Linked DNA regions of Mus musculus: region 1 is linked to region 2. A link is a loop called in an ENCODE intact Hi-C map of the cell type or tissue named here. Cell type or tissue: heart. All regions are shown on one strand. Each heading gives the region's core, and the rest is flanking DNA. Links, peaks and the distances in the headings are about the cores only.

What was found. A loop is a pair of places that touch in the nucleus more often than their neighbours do. Peaks named below come from ENCODE experiments on the same cell type or tissue, not always from the same donor. Only the 100,000 strongest peaks of a DNase experiment are listed, where the experiment ranks them.
Region 1: it touches region 2 in a loop (6-fold over the local background); 5 of 42 quality-filtered maps call a loop at or near these places.

What each region holds. Positions count from the first base shown.
Region 1 is chr4:120,184,680-120,192,281 of GRCm38, forward strand. All of the region lies in intron 1 of Gm36134 (a long non-coding RNA gene), which reads right to left. It overlaps Gm36013 (a long non-coding RNA gene), which reads left to right and starts at 6,104. Exons shown (of 3, transcript XR_868081.1): 1 at 6,104-6,143. In heart, for the core only: no CTCF peak of the experiment used is centred there; a DNase peak (open chromatin) is centred at 4,242.
Region 2 is chr4:120,125,267-120,132,868 of GRCm38, forward strand. Hivep3 (human immunodeficiency virus type I enhancer binding protein 3) reads left to right here. Exons shown (of 9, transcript NM_010657.3): 7 at 3,010-3,096; 8 at 6,456-7,363. Among named protein-coding and RNA genes, the nearest start is that of Edn2, 32 kb to the right of the region's middle. In heart, for the core only: a CTCF peak has its summit at 4,465 (motif pointing left); DNase peaks (open chromatin) are centred at 4,145 and 4,265; H3K27ac peaks cover 466 bases; H3K27me3 peaks cover 88 bases.

The DNA of each region.
Region 1 (7,602 bases), core at 3,060-5,559, 60 kb after region 2:
CTGGTATAACCTATGTGGCTGGTAGAAGCTGGAGTCTTTCCTGGTTTGGGGAACACAGGAGCTGGAGAAAAAAGGCATATCCCCCGAGGTCATCCAGCAATCTCAGAGCCCTTGCACCCCTGTCCAGGGTCCTGATTGGCAAGCAGCCCTTAGTAGCTCTCAGGGGTCTTTGTCCTTTTTCCTACGCCTTGGGGGCAAGAATTTCCAGGACCATGTCCTTGATTCTCTCTCCTCTGAAACCGTTGAATGTCATCCCTTCCAATATGTGCACACCATGAATCTTAGAACCTAGAAATGCAACTTGGAAAAAAAAGTCTTAGGATGCAATTAAGCTACAGATCTCAGTCATCTTGGACGTTCCCAGTGGGTTCTGAGTCTGGTGACAGGTGCTCAGGTGTCAGACTGTTAGGGGAGCCTGGACCTATTGCTATAGGTGAGTCAGCAAGGAAGGAGAAGGTCATGGGAAGTTAGGCACAGACTAGCGTGAGATGGCTAGAAGCCATTTGCAAGACCACCAAATGTAGAAGAAGCAAGGACCAGACCACTCTGCATTTTGGACCAAAGAAGCAGTGGTTGTTGCAGCTCCAGCACACTTACCCACAGCACCCTACAAGCCCTCACTGCTGGACCTAGGAACAGGCCTGAGACCCTGGCCAGTATGCGAGGTGGGAGAGAGGAACTTTGCTGGAAGCTTGGAGGAAACCATTTTCTTCTGGATGTGTAGCCTCATTATTAGCAGTTCAGAGGGAAGCCAGCTCAAGAATGAAGTCTCAGACAGTGGAGACAAGGTTTGTATGTGCAGGTACACACCTGTAATATACTTGAGAGGCTGGGGGAAGACTTCTAGATCAACCCAGGCTACATAGCAACTTCATGGGCAGCTAACACAAGACTGCACACACACACACACACACACACACACACACACGGTGGGAGGGACTATAAAGAGATGGGAAGAGTTGCTGGGTTAATCTAGTTCCAAAGATCACCCTATCCTTACAGTCTGGTTAAGCAGGTCTAGCTGTCACTAGGTTTTGTCATTTTCATTTGTTTGGGGACACATTGTGTGCAATGGTACAAGTGTGGAAGTTAGAGGACAACTTGCAGGAGAAGGTTCTGTCCTTCTGCTCTGTGGGTTCAGGGTGGCAAGCACCTTTACCTGCCGAGCCATTGTGCTGGCCCCTGTTGTTTTGAGGCAAGATCTTGCTATATTGCCCTAGTTAGCCCTGAATGTATAGCAAACACTGGGATTATAGATGTAAGACACACTGGAAGGTCATCCCTGTTTAAGCCGGCTAGTGTTGGACTTGCTTCTTACTGCAATGCTTCCTGCCCAACATGTTTCTCAGCAGAGCCTGGTTTCCAGGCTGTTCTTTGGTTTCTCAGAATCTTTCTCTGTTCATCTCTCTATCACTGCCTTATTTATCTGAATCCTCTCTGGGGCCAGTGATGAGTCTTTAACCAGGAGGACAATCCCTCACAAGAACTGGGAAGGAAACAGGCACTTCTATGTTTCAGATAGTTTTGGGCAGTAACTGACATCTGTATAGAAACCCAAAGAAGACCTTCTAACACTATCAACAGGAGCCACCTCCAGGGGATGGAATTTGGGGGAAAGGGTCTCCTCTCTGGGTTATATATCATGATCCCATTCAAATTGTTATCATAGAGTGCATTTGTTATTTAAAATTCTCTGGATTAAAAGTAATACAAGAAAGAGTCCCCTAGGTGCTTATTCTATGGGCAGTTTATCTGATAGACAAAGAAATGACTCAAAGCCAGACATAGTGGCAAACTGTCAATTCAACACTGGTTTCCAGGGAGGCTGCGGCAGAAGCATTGCTGCTGTTCAAGACCAGCTGGTCTACATAAGCTTCAGCCTGGCCAGGGCTACTAGTGATACTTTACCTTAAAAAGAAAAGGAAAAGGAAAAAGGAGCTGGGTGTGGTAGCACATACCTCCAATTCCAGCTCCTGAGACACAAAGACTGGAGGATCAAGAGTTCAAGGCCATCCTAGGCTACAGAGCACAGTTTAAAGCCAACCTGGGCTGCTTGAGACCCTGTTTCAACAACAACAACAATGATGATGATAAGATCAAAGAGAAGAAAAAAGGTAGAAAGAAAGAAAAAGTGAGAGACAGACAGAATTAAAAAGTAACAATGTTTCTTTAAAATTTGAACATCGAATTCTTCAAGAACTCCTTAAATGAACCCTTAAATGACCTAATATTTGCTGGTCCAAAAGAACAAAAGAATGAATGCTCCCTGCCACAGGGAAACATAAGGCAGGCTTGTAGCTCAGTGGTAGACCATTTGCCTCGTGTGGCAAGGCCCTGGGTTCACAAACTAGCATTTTAAAACACCAAAACAAAAACAAAAAGTTGTAGCCAAAGCTTTAAGGAATAGCAGCTGCCACCAAAACTGTGGCGACGCCTGGGGGTCAAGAGAGGAGCTGCAGCTTGCCTTCCCAAGTCCTGCCCCTCCCTCAATTCCTCAAATCCCAGGCTGGACAGAGACACTCCTGAATACCAATGTCGTCCTCCCTAGATCCAGCTTCTGCTCACACCCCTGCAGGGGCTGGGATGCCCATTCTGGAGCCCTGCACTCTCTTAGACACAAGTCTAAGAGAGACACTGCACTCTCTTAGACCCTTGAGATCTCCAGAGGGGTTCACAGTGTCTGAGTCCACAGCTCAAGACACCAGGGCTCTGAGTACCTGCTCTGTTCCAGCAGTGGCAGTATTCACTCTGGCCTTGGGTTTAGGTTCAGGGTCCTTCTCAGGGTGTTTTATGCAGGCTGATACTGACATCCTACAAGGGATGTGGTAGAGCTTTGTACCCCACATGCATTGGCTTGGAGAGACTTGCAGCTCAGAGCTGGAGCCAGCCTTCAGCTGGAGGACTGAACAGCCTCAGTCCTCACTGCTGAAGAGACTGGGCTGGGCTGGGCTGGGCTGGGCTGGGCTGGGCTGGGCTGGGCTGGCTTGGATGGATGGGCCTAGAGGACCAGCTTGCTATATTCTCTGGTCCTCCACTCTTCTCCCCTGCTGACAGACTTATTCCTCATGAGCATCTAGAACCCTCTGTACTCCCTGAACCTCCCCATCTCACATAGCTGCTTAAATTTGAGGACAACTGCTAGAAGTCTACAGTACCATGGAGCCCACGTTGCTTCTGAGCCTCACACCGGCCACAGGTCTCAATCTTGTGCTGAGCACAGAGTTGAAGAAGCCATCAACAAGTGATGTTCCCAGTGCCCAGACACTTTCGTGAGCTATAGCGTTCCTCAGTGGTGTCTGCTGGAGGAGCAAACTATTCACCCCCCAGTTCCCAAGCTTTGAAAAGCACTTAAAGATATCTTACATTGCAGAGATACTTGTGTTCCCAGCTGCCTGTCAACCAGGCTCAGATTCCCAGCCACTAGAACACTGTAATGCATAGAATAAATGTCTGGATTCAGTATCTCTCAGTGGAAGGTGGCAGCTGTTGTCAATTCCTGCCCCTCCTACCCTCCTCAATCCAGCCAAGCAGCCTTCAAGTGGTAGAGACATTGCCTCTGTCTCAGTTCTGACACTGTCTATTCCCATGAAGCTCTTGATTGGTGTCTACTAGTCCCTCATGCCCTTTTCACCCAACCTCATGAGACCGTTCCTCAGTGAGGTCTACTCACATCCCTCTGTGGTCACATGATCTACTCCCACCACAACCCCAACCATTTGGCTGCAGTTATTTGCTGATACATCTATGCCCCGCCTCCCTCTCCAGCTCAGTCTTCCTCTACCCTTAAAGAGGCAGTCTTTAGAGATGGCCTGGAACAGTTTTCCCCCGAGTCCTGAGGATTCCCACAGATGGTGAGACTAACCGCAAGATCAAAGCTTAAGATGATCGTAATGGGCAGATGTTCACAATGGGACGGTGAAGAAATGAGGGAGTGAATGAATGAATGAGCTTGTTATTGAATGGGGGTAAAGTAGCATACGCACATATGAATGAACAAGAAGTTGCTGAGTGAATGAGTCATTGCCCAACAGAGGAAGGAGGAGGAGCAAAGGAGGCTTCCTGGCCCTCTCCAGCAGCCCTGGCATCGGCAAGCCCGCCACCCGCAGCCCTAAGCCTGAGCTGTGTGCCAACCAGCCTGTGATGCCTCCTGCCCGAGCCAGCTCCCATCACTGCTGCTCAGCACACGCTCTCTGATGCCGGCCAGACCCTGAGCCGGGCAATGAATCAGACAGGCCCTTGCCCTGGGGCTCCCGGGATCGAGGGCAGACAGTCAGCCTCATAAATAAACTGAATGCCATGCTGGGCAGACATGTGCTCCAGCAGGGTGGTGAGCTCAGGGTTGGTCCAGAGCCTGCAGCAGGGCAGAGCTGTGCTGGTGCAGGGAGCTGGGAGCACTACAGGAGGGGGAGGGGAGAGAAGGGCACTGGGACAGCTGGGAGCAAAGCCTAGCCACTGCACACAGCAGACTGCTCTGGGGCTCTTGCATGGGATGCACGGAACATGATGCATCATGGGGTTGGCAGCAGATGCTGGATACAGGAGTTGTGACTTGGACAGGGACCATAGTGGTGAGCAGGACAGAATGGATACACAAGGATAGTGTCTGTGATCCTTTGTGTAAAAGGAAGATGGAGGCTCCAAGGAAATGTTAGAGGAAGCAGTTCAAAGAGCTGCTAGCTTCTGTCCTTGAAGAAGCCACCATCCCCCTTGTCCTAATGCTTACTGCTAGCCACCCAAGTTACTTGGGGCTCCCAGGCTGGAGCAGTTGTTTAGGGGCACTTAGAGATAGGATGCTTCCAGTATAGTCTGGCTGTGGGGAATCTCGGGTTCCTAGAGGAAACCAGAGACTTAAGAGCTTGACAAGAAACCTCCAGATCAGAGAGGGTGGTACTAGGAAGGATGACAAACACTCTGTAAACAAAGATGGCCTGCTCCTGTCCTAAGGGTCTGTAGCACTGTGCTGAGCATCCCTGGACTAAGGATCCCAGATCAAAAAGGGGTCCCCAAACAGCACAGATGTGCTGCCATGGGTCAGGAGTTGAGGTGAACGCTTTCCACCCGTGTGCTCGTGGCATCTAAAGCTGCCCTACAGATGAGGAAACAGAAGATGAGAGGGAGACTTGTCCAGCAAAAGTCACACAGCTGGGGAGGGGGAGAGGCTCCAACTCAGGCAGGCCGGCTTTTGGTTGTACCAAGCACAGTCTTTTATAGCACCTATAGTTTGGACAGTCCTGGAACACGTACTAGGGACTCTACCCCAAAGGGCAAAGACTCTTTCCTCCCCTGGGCTCTGCATGCTCCACCCATGTAGAGATTTTGGGCTCCTTGAATGCAAAACAGGGACTTGGCAGCCAAGGAGCTCAGTTTGTAAGCGATGTGGTGGGCAGGCAGGAAGCAGATCCCAGGGACAGAGGGCCTTTGTCTGCCTGCAGATGGGCAGGCAGGTCTGGGCTGTGTGGCCAAGCCCAGGGGCCAGCCGGGTGCAAACTCATTAGCCAGCTTCTGAAGCTGCCAAGAAGAGGAGAGCAATTAGAGAGCCCAGGCTGAGCCAGGAAGTGAAGCCACCCTGCAAGAGCTGCTGGACTATCCTGCCTCCACTGCAGGGTGTTGGGGGAGTGGTGAGCAGCTCTCTCCTGATTGACTGGCCCTACTGTGTGCTGAGAGACACAGTCCATGTCACATTTCACGTGGAGCATTCTTTGGAGTAGGAATCATGAACTCTGTTGCTTTTACAGAGTCACCCACCCTTCCGTTAAGCGCACAGATATGTATTAAGTACCTGCTATGCTGAGTACTGAGCTAGATCTTGGGGATACTGGAGGGAGAAAGGAAGGTAACTTCCTGCTCAGGAAGCATTGAGGAAAGAAACAGAGAACAGAACAGACACAAGATCCGTGGTGCTGGAGGAGGAAGGAGCAGGAAGCGAGCATAAAAACCCATTCACGTTCACAGAGGAGGAACTGAGGGTCAGAGTAGGGAATCAACTCATCCAAGGACACACAGCCGCTAACTGAAGGAGCTGAACTTTGGCCTGGGATCTGCTGGTTAGACATCACCCAGCTAGTGTCCTGAAGACCCCTCGGAGCTTATTGTACCTATTGAAGATGTCATTAACTCCTGCTTGTAGGAGCCTCAAGATGTAGGTAGGTTTGGCATCTCCATTTCCTAAGTGACAGAACTGAGGTCGAGGGGGGAAAAAGCCATAATATGGTCCCAGGAAGGAGGGTTAGTGTGGACTTGAACCAGAGTTTGGTTTGGGGGTTGTTTTTGTTGTTGTTGTTGTTTTGTTTTGTTTTGTTTTGTTTTTTCCATTCCCAAGTCTATTTCTTCTGCCATGCCTGGACCTTGCCAGCTTAGCACTTGGCCCATGAGGCCATCTTGGTCGACGTTTATGAGAGCATTACTGATCAAGCATATCTCCTTGAGCAAGGTTCATTTCCTTTGGGTTTTTCCCCTTCCCATTAGGAAAAAAATATAACTGACAGGCCAGCTCTGAAATCCCCCAAGTTCCTTCTATTTAATCAGTGTTCCCTAAGGCATGCTGTGACCTTGGAAGACAGATAAAGGAGGCTCCAATGTCTCCATCGAGTAAGAAGGTCATTTAATTCAAGGCAGATTGGTTAGGGAGATCATTACAGTGCACACAGCAGAAGCAAACACATGGAGACAGAGAAGGTGAGGGGCCTGCTGGGCAACAGCATGATGCAGAGGCCCAAGGGACTTTCGGTCATTTTGGTTTTGGTTTTTGTCCTGAAACGGGCTGGGCTCAAACATCTGTATATGCAAAGAATGCCTTGACTCCTGATCCCTCTGCCTCTACCTACAAATGCTGGATTAGAGGCATATGTTGCAATATCCATATGTCTATCTCTCTCTCTCTCTCTCTCTTTCTCCCTGTGTGTCTCGTCTCTCTGTCTGTCTGTCTGTCTGTCTCTCTCCCTGTGTGTCTCTTGTCTGTCTGTCTCTGTCTCTCTCTCTCTGTCTGTCTCTGTCTCTTTCTCTCTCTTTCTCTTCTTTCAAGAAGGTTCTTATTATGTAACATAGGCTGGCCTTGAACTCTCCGAAGCAGCTCAGGCTGGAATCGGACTCACATCCATCCTCCTGCTTCCCCAAGAGCTGAGAAGGCAAGTGTGTGCCACAAGGTCATCCCAGGATCCCGCATCCCTCCACTTACTCTCCACTTCTGCAACCTGGAGACCTTGTTCTACAGTAGCTTCAGTCCCTTCCAGCTCCGGCCCCACTTGGGTTCTAGGTGGGCCTCCCAGAGGAGAGACTGGAGCAGGTCCAACCCTATCTGGGCCACCAATAAAAGCTGTGTGACCTTGCCATCCAGCTCCTCCCCTCACTCAGCCTGGATTTCCCTATTGATTAACTGGGGAAGTTGGATCAGAGCAAGCCAGAGCCATAATAAAAAGCAAAGTTTATGAGCACTTTCTTCAAGAGCGGCAGCAATCCCTTGAGACAGGTAATGGCGTTATCCTTGATGGACAGATAAGCACCAAAGGCATACAGGGGTGGAGTCACCCACCCAAGGCCACATATTAGTATTGCCCCAGTGGGGACCACACCCAGGACTGCTTGACTGAGCTCCAAAAACAAAAG
Region 2 (7,602 bases), core at 2,948-5,447:
TGCCTGTTTGTGTCTTGTCTTTGTGTCTGTCACACACTCAGGTGGCAGTTTGGTCTCTGGGAACTCTTTGAAGAGGGTCTCATGTGTGAGGCAGGAGGAGGTAGCAGGCTAGCCCTAGGAGAGTCCCTTTCCTCTTTTTAGATTCTTTCTAGAGGCCAGAGGAGTGGCTGAGCTATGGACAAGCCCTTACACTGATCTCCTAGGAGACAGAAGTGGTAGCTGTGGGCAGGCCCTTGTTCAGCCCAGGAGACAAGGTGATGTCTGGTGCTCTTGCTAGAGCCAGCTCCCCTTCCAGACACTTGCTCTTCCAGCCGTCCACTCAACCTCCGCTTCCAGATGCCAGGCTGGTTTGTCCCTGAGGGCTGGGGGCAAGAAAATCCTTGGCTGGGCAAGCCTCCTCCCTGTAGCTTCTACAGGATGTTGACAGGAGCAGGACAGCCTTTGGGGGTTGGGCTCCCTCCTGCCTCTTCAGAGAGCCCCTGAGGTTCCTACTCAAGGGTGAGAGCATCCTATGATCACTAGCCCCTTCCCTGTCCAGTACACTGCCTGGCAGAGTCAGAGCCAGAGACCTAGCTCACTGGTAGAGTGATGGCCTACCATTCACAGGCACAATATTAAATAAAAGAGATTGTCACTGGGGGTGGGGTCTGCTCTGGGCCAGCTGTAGTTCACTCCCACGTGCTTTGCCTTGTGACCTTCGCAGTATTTCCATGAGGTGGGTATTTAAAGAAATAGAAAACCGGGACCCTACAGAGTAAGGAACATTGAAAAACTTACTCAGGGAACATAGCTAGCAGTACAGAGCCCAGACCTCCCCATAACCCTCCTCCACCAGGCCATCTAGCTACAAAACCACCGCAAGGCCAGCCACGTTCGAGGGTCCCAAGACCTGAGTCTAGCCAGAGCTTTTCATTAGCCAACGCTGTGGTTCTGGGCCAGTTGTTTCACTGTGCTGGTTTGCAGGAGCCCTGCCAGCACCCAGGACAGCCAAGAATCTTGCCCAATGATGTCATCAGCACCTGCGCCCAGAGTTAAATTAGAAACAGAAGAACTGAGCCTAGTGGGTTGAAAGACATGGTCTGTGGAATCCCACCCACCACTTTTCTCCTGGAGTGCATTTCTTGAGAGACTACAAACACTGCTCTAGCGGTGTGTCTAGCCTGGTTGACTAGAAATCTAAACTCTACAGGTATAACGTATATGGCAAATGTCACCGGTGTGACTGAGGGTAGTCAGAGAAGGGACTCAAGAACGGGAACCTCAGGGCAGTTGGGATCTCTGGCCTACAGCTCTCTCGTCTCACCTGCTGCTCGCTCAGACAATGAGCATGAAGGGCATGCGACTGGCTCGGGAGCTCTCCATCCAGGTGCAGGAAGGAGGCCCAAGCTGGGCAGGGTAGAGTTGGATGATGAGTGGGAAGAGAAGGAGTTAGTCCTCTCTAGTCTTGGCCATCGTATTCACCCAATCTCACTTGTGCTTCCCCAGCAGCCTCAGCCGAAAACCTGACGTTTCTGAGTGGAGATCACCCTTGGTTAGGCTATGTTCATCTGTCTGTCCATCTCTCTTCCCATTAGCTCTGTCTCCTGTCTACTCATCTAACAGTGTCCCTGTTCATGCGCCCCCCCCCCACGCACACACACACACACACACACACACACACACACACACACACACACACACAGGTTTTCTTGTCCCCACCCCCGGCTCTATCTGTCTGCCCATTCTCCTTTTCCCCTCTGGACTGGCCTCCCATACATTCCCACGTGTGGACATCCATCCTCCGATCATGTAGCCGCCCATCTTTCCATCTGCTTACAGGCCAACTTCCACCAGTTCCCCTGTTTATTTTTCCCCGTGGACCTTGCCTCCTCTGTCTGCCTGCCTGCCATCGGCTTCTCCTCCAGTGTCCATCTGTCCTCATGCTTCTATCTTTCTCTCCATGTTCCTCCATTCGCCATACCTCGTCCCCCTGTGCACTCGTTCCCAGAGACTCCATCTTTCCATTCTACCTCCTTCCGTCCATCCATTCAGACTCAACAATTTAAGGCTCATGGGACAGCGTACCTGACCCCGGGAGCTTCAGACATGTTATAGGATCAGCCATGTGGAAATACAACAGTCCTCAGAGCACAACCCAAAGGAACTTCCTGTGACGTCTGTCTGTGTTCTCTGGGGACAGGACAGGGAGCTTAGCCTCTCCTCCCTGAACCTGCTGTCCACAGAGCTCCTCACCCTGCAGCCTGTCACAGGTGTGCACCATGGAGAACCTGACATCACTGTTGCTGTTGTTGTTACCCTGGCCTCAGAAGCTATCGCTCCAGTTCCCCAGCCTATGGGGCCAGGCCTACAACTTGGGGCAGTACCTCAGGGCTTCACAGAGCCTTGGACAACCCATTCCCATAGCACTCTAGTCCTCTGTCTGCACTGTGCCCCAGAGAGGGGGCTGTCCCTAAGACAGTCCCAGCCTGCGTCCCAGAGCCTGTGGGGCTCATGTCCCTTGCTGCTCACCTCACTGCTCCTGCAAGGAACCATGCCCTGCTTTCTCTGCTTAGACCCTAAGGATTGGCCTGATTGTAGTATACTCGGTCAGAAGAACTTCTCAGCCCGCAGCTACTGTATTAGTCATGAGAATCCCATGTCACTCCAGCATTTAAGATTGCAAATCATCTTATCTGAGTGTGCCACCAGCCCCGGGGCCCAAACATAAGACAGAAGCAGAAGAAAAAAAATGCACCTGAGTGGTCTTTCAACTTCTCTGTGTTTTAACCAGCATCTCTGGTTCTCACTGTACCCTGCCCCCTCCCCCCCAGCTGCATGCCCTCCCTGCCCCAGCTCCTGTGTTTGACCTTCTGTAGCAGTTACAGTTGCATAGTCTGGCTGCATGCTGGAGCACAGGAGGCCTTGGCCCCTGCCCAGCCCTCGGCACTTGTGTAAGGAGCTGTGGCCTGGCAGCTGTGTATTGCCCTCCCCCTACCACCAGGCCATGAGTCTGTTCTCATTTCTTTCCAGGGAATCTGACTAAGCACATGAAGTCGAAAGCCCACAGCAAAAAGTGCCAAGAGACGGGGGTGCTGGAGGAGCTGGAAGCCGAAGAAGGTACTGTACCAACCTCCTCTTTCCCTAACTCCCTCTCCACTTCACATCCCTCCCCCTTACCCCTGACCTTCCCCCTTTCCAGACACCCTCATTTCTACTACTGTTCCCCTTCCTCTCTCTCCCTCCCACCATCTTTCCCTTCTATGTCCTCCCTTCTAGTTTGCTGAACAACTGGGAAGCAGCAAATGTTAAATTCATAAAATGCTCCCCAGTGCCACAGAGCCAGTCACTGTGCAGTTCAGTATAACCTAGTGTTCCAGCAGAAAGCCAGCCCCAACGGGAACTCGGCGCACCCAGTGTGTGCCAAGCACAGTCTAAACACGTGCCTTGAGTTGTCTTAGTGGGACCTGGATAGATCTTCAGGCACTTAACTAGAAGTCTCTTCTGATAGGAACCTGCAATGTGGTCTGTGGGACTGCGAGTGTCACTGAGAAAGGCAAAGCTAGATCGGGTAGGTCCATCCCTTCTCGGCCCTGACACATCACTACAACCTGACTATGGTCCTCCAGCATCAGAAACAAGCTAGAGGCAGACTGATAGCAGACAAGGCAGGGGACACGGGTAAGGAGGGAGGCCAGAGGGGCTGCGGCAGATAGAATGACAAACCTTAGCTGTAGATTCTCAGGAGTCAGGGTCAGGGCTTAGTGTGACAAGACGAAGAAGGGAGTGGGTCAGGGGGGTGGGGGGCAGAGAAGAAAGGAGAAAGCTGTGGTTTTTATTTTCTGTTTGTGAAGCAATCTAACAAGAGTTAGATCATGTTTCTTTTAACACTGAATAAACCAATGTTTACAACAATCCACTCAAAGCACTGTCTTCACAAATTATAATGTGAGGCCCCCATGTTGTCAAAATGCATGCCAGGCTACTATAGATGGTGTCCTGGCGAGGGCCCTGTAACATAAGCCCAGACATGGGACCATGAAGGACCATGAAAGACAGGGGGCCTTGGCTGACCTCTATCCTCTATCCTTGAGTATAATGGGAGTGATACATATGTCCTCTGCCTGTGTGCGGAGAACTCCAGCAGGGGTGTAGGGATGTGATCTAGGCCAGACACATGAGCACAGTTCAGGTGAGAAGTGGTCTGATTCCAGATGCTTTCAGAGACTGAGCCCATAGATGGTCCTGCTACATCATAGAGGGCAGAGGAGGGGAGGGAAAGGGCCAGGGATGGCTCCAAGCTTTGTAACCTAAGAGACTGGAAGGATGGAGTTGTTACTTCATGCACCAAGGCAGACCCAGCGACGGGCATTAGGATCTGGGTATCCTAAACATAGAGTTGGTAGCAGGAACTGCCCTGAAGAGCACCAAGCCAGGATGCCCTAGCTCCAGCACACTGCTAAGGAATGGGTTGTCAGCCACTGCCACCCTGTGGCCAGTCTTAGAAACTGCACCCAGAAGGTTCTGTCCAGTGCCTTCCACTAGATTTGAAAGCACTAAAGGCAGAAAAAGGCCCATATGGAATATCAGGAAAGGGGGGGGGGGTGCTGAGCAGGCAGGGGAACCCTTTAGATGCCTGCAGGAATCAGATGTGGAGTGCCTGAAGTAGTGTGGTCTGGAGAGGGCTTCTTCCATCATCCCCGCCACACTGGGACTCATACAGGGGGCCTTCACTTTCTCCTCAGTAAAGAAGGGCTTTGGGGCCTGTCTTGATGGATGTCAGGAGATGCTGGCCCCAACTCCCTCCCCAGTCAGGACCCTGCTTCAGCCTTCATGTGCAGATGCTAACAGTGCCACCCTGGCCACCTGCCTATGGGAGGGGGAGACACAGACAGAGGAGATGGTAGCAGACACAAAAGGACATAAACCAGCCATTGTCACCCAGCAAGAGGAGGGCAGGGTGGGGATTCGTGGCTGCATCTGCTTCTCAAAGCATAATGCCATTTTGAACTGTAGTGTGAGACGTGAGGACTATGAACCTTAGTTCTGACTAGGCCAGGAGATAGCTGGATGATTGTGGGGCAGGCCGTGGCCTTCTCCACGCTTGGGTTTCACTATGTGAGTGAGGGCCAGGGCTGAGTAAAACCTGAGGCCTGCAGTCAGGGCTCCTGCCAAAGTCCTAGGTCAGCAGAATGAGCTGATGCAGGGCTTTGCCCCTCCCTCCATCCCCTGTCTGTTATGTCTCCCATCACCCATTCCCCTCGAGGCCTCGTCTCTTCGCTCCCATCTGCCCAAACTCTGCCCTTGGAACCTCCCTCTGCCTGACAACTCCTTCTCTACACACAATTTTCTCTCTCTTTCCTAGTGAATGTTCACGTTATCCACTTTGGTACCTGACCATGGAGGTGTTAGCATCACTGTTTCTGGCCCTCCTGGGCATGGTGGAGAGCCAGGGCTCGGGGACTATCTTTCCTGACCAGGAGAAAATGGAATATTGGTGCCCGGGCGAGCGATAGGGATAGTGGACACATTAGGCCACCTGGAACCAGTTCAAACTGGTCATGTCACAGCAGTCTAGTGATGGGCCAACAGAGCACAAACTCTCCAGGTCATCCCCCAGATTGTGGACAGCTGACCATTTCAGGGATGCCTCGGTCTCCATTGCTGATGGTGGCACAGCCTCACCAGCTGATGGAAACCTCCACTCCATAAGAATCCAGACCCGGAAGCTGACGTTCAGAGTGCTCCACAGGGCAGGAATGGCAGGGGTCAGGCCTGCCCTAAAGACTGAGGCCAGCCTAGCCCAGCAACTCACAGAAGCTAAACTCTGCCATCTGCCCAGAGCCGCTGTGTAGGCCAGCCTGGTCATGTTAGCATCTGGTTTGCATTTTAACTGACCGTGACTGTCTGCTGGACCAGCCAGCATGCCCTGTCCCAGAGTGATAGATGCCATCAGTAATGGGGTCATAGTGGCTGTAATTATCTGGGCCCTTGCTGTGTACCAGGCCTGCATTATTTTTTCCTCTCAGAAAAAGCCATACAGTGAGACATCCACTTAACAAAAGGAGAGACTGAGGCACAGCATTACAGCTGGCTCGTGGTGAAACCCACACTGAGAAACCAGAAAGCAGATGATCTTGTTTGCCCCAGTGAAGCCCTAGGCCTTACTTGGGAAGGTTACCTGATCCCCCTTACCTCGGTTTCCTTATCCACAGCATGAGCGTAAGAATAGAACCCCCAGTTCCCCAGTGATGCCAGGATTCTTTGAGGGCTACATGAATTCACGTACCTAAAGCCCGCAGAGCTGAACTTGTTCGTCGAGGCATGAGGTCATTGTACACTATTATTTACAGAGTATTCTTCTATCTGCTATGTCACTTGGTCGTCTGCCACGTGGCACTGTGCCTAGTTGGCAGGCAGTGAAACCGGGCTTAGCCTGAAGTGGCTGTAATCTTGAGTATCCTGTGCTCTCCCCTCAGGAACCAGTGATGACCTGCACCAGGACTCAGAGGGGCAAGAGGGCGCCGAGGCTGTGGAGGAGCACCAGTTCTCAGACCTGGAGGACTCTGACTCAGACTCAGACCTGGATGAAGATGAGGAGGAGGAAGAGGAGGAGGAAGAGAGCCAGGATGAGCTGTCTGGGCCATGCTCGGAGGCAGCTCCGCCTTGCCTGCCCCCCACACTACAGGAGAACTCCTCACCCGTTGAGGGCCCTCAGGCTCCAGATAGCACTTCTGACGAGGTCCCGCAAGGCAGCTCCATCTCAGAAGCCACGCATTTGACCGCCAGCAGTTGTTCCACACCTAGCCGGGGTACCCAAGGCCTTCCCAGGCTGGGACTGGCCCCACTGGAGAAGGACATGAGCTCAGCCCCGAGTCCCAAGGCCACGTCCCCTAGGAGGCCGTGGTCCCCAAGCAAAGAAGCAGGCAGCCGCCCCTCACTCACTCGCAAACATTCACTCACCAAAAATGACTCGTCTCCCCAGCAATGTTCACCGGCCCGAGAAGCTCAGGCCTCAGTAACGAGCACACCTGGTCCCCAGATGGGCCCAGGAAGGGACCTGGGCCCTCACCTTTGTGGGTCTCCAAGACTGGAGCTGTCCTGTCTCACTCCCTACCCCATAGGAAGAGAAGCGCCCGCTGGACTCGAGCGTGCCACAGACACAGGCACCCCCAGATATTCACCCACCAGGAGATGGTCTCTGGGTCAGGCCGAGTCACCGCCACAGACAGTGCTGCCAGGGAAATGGGCCCTGGCTGGGCCCTGCAGCCCCTCAGCGGACAAGAGTGGCCTGGGCTTGGGGCCGGTTCCACGGGCCCTCCTCCAGCCCGTGCCTCTACCTCACACACTTCTCAGCAGAAGCCCTGAAACGTGCACCTCTGCATGGGTGAGTCCCTGCTGTGGCCCTCCCGGGGGTCAGAAGCTGCCCATTCACACCCTCTGCCCCTCACCCCAGAGCCAGGCCGGTATTCCTGGGCATGTGGCAAGCTTTTCTTAGGTCCCTGTGTCAGCTAGTTCATTGCACTTTGAGGCACCCTCAGAAGCCCCAGACATGGCTCTGGTGTTCACAGGCTCTGGGTTCAAGCCCTAGTGGGCAGTGTAGCCTTGGATATGGACGTAACACTT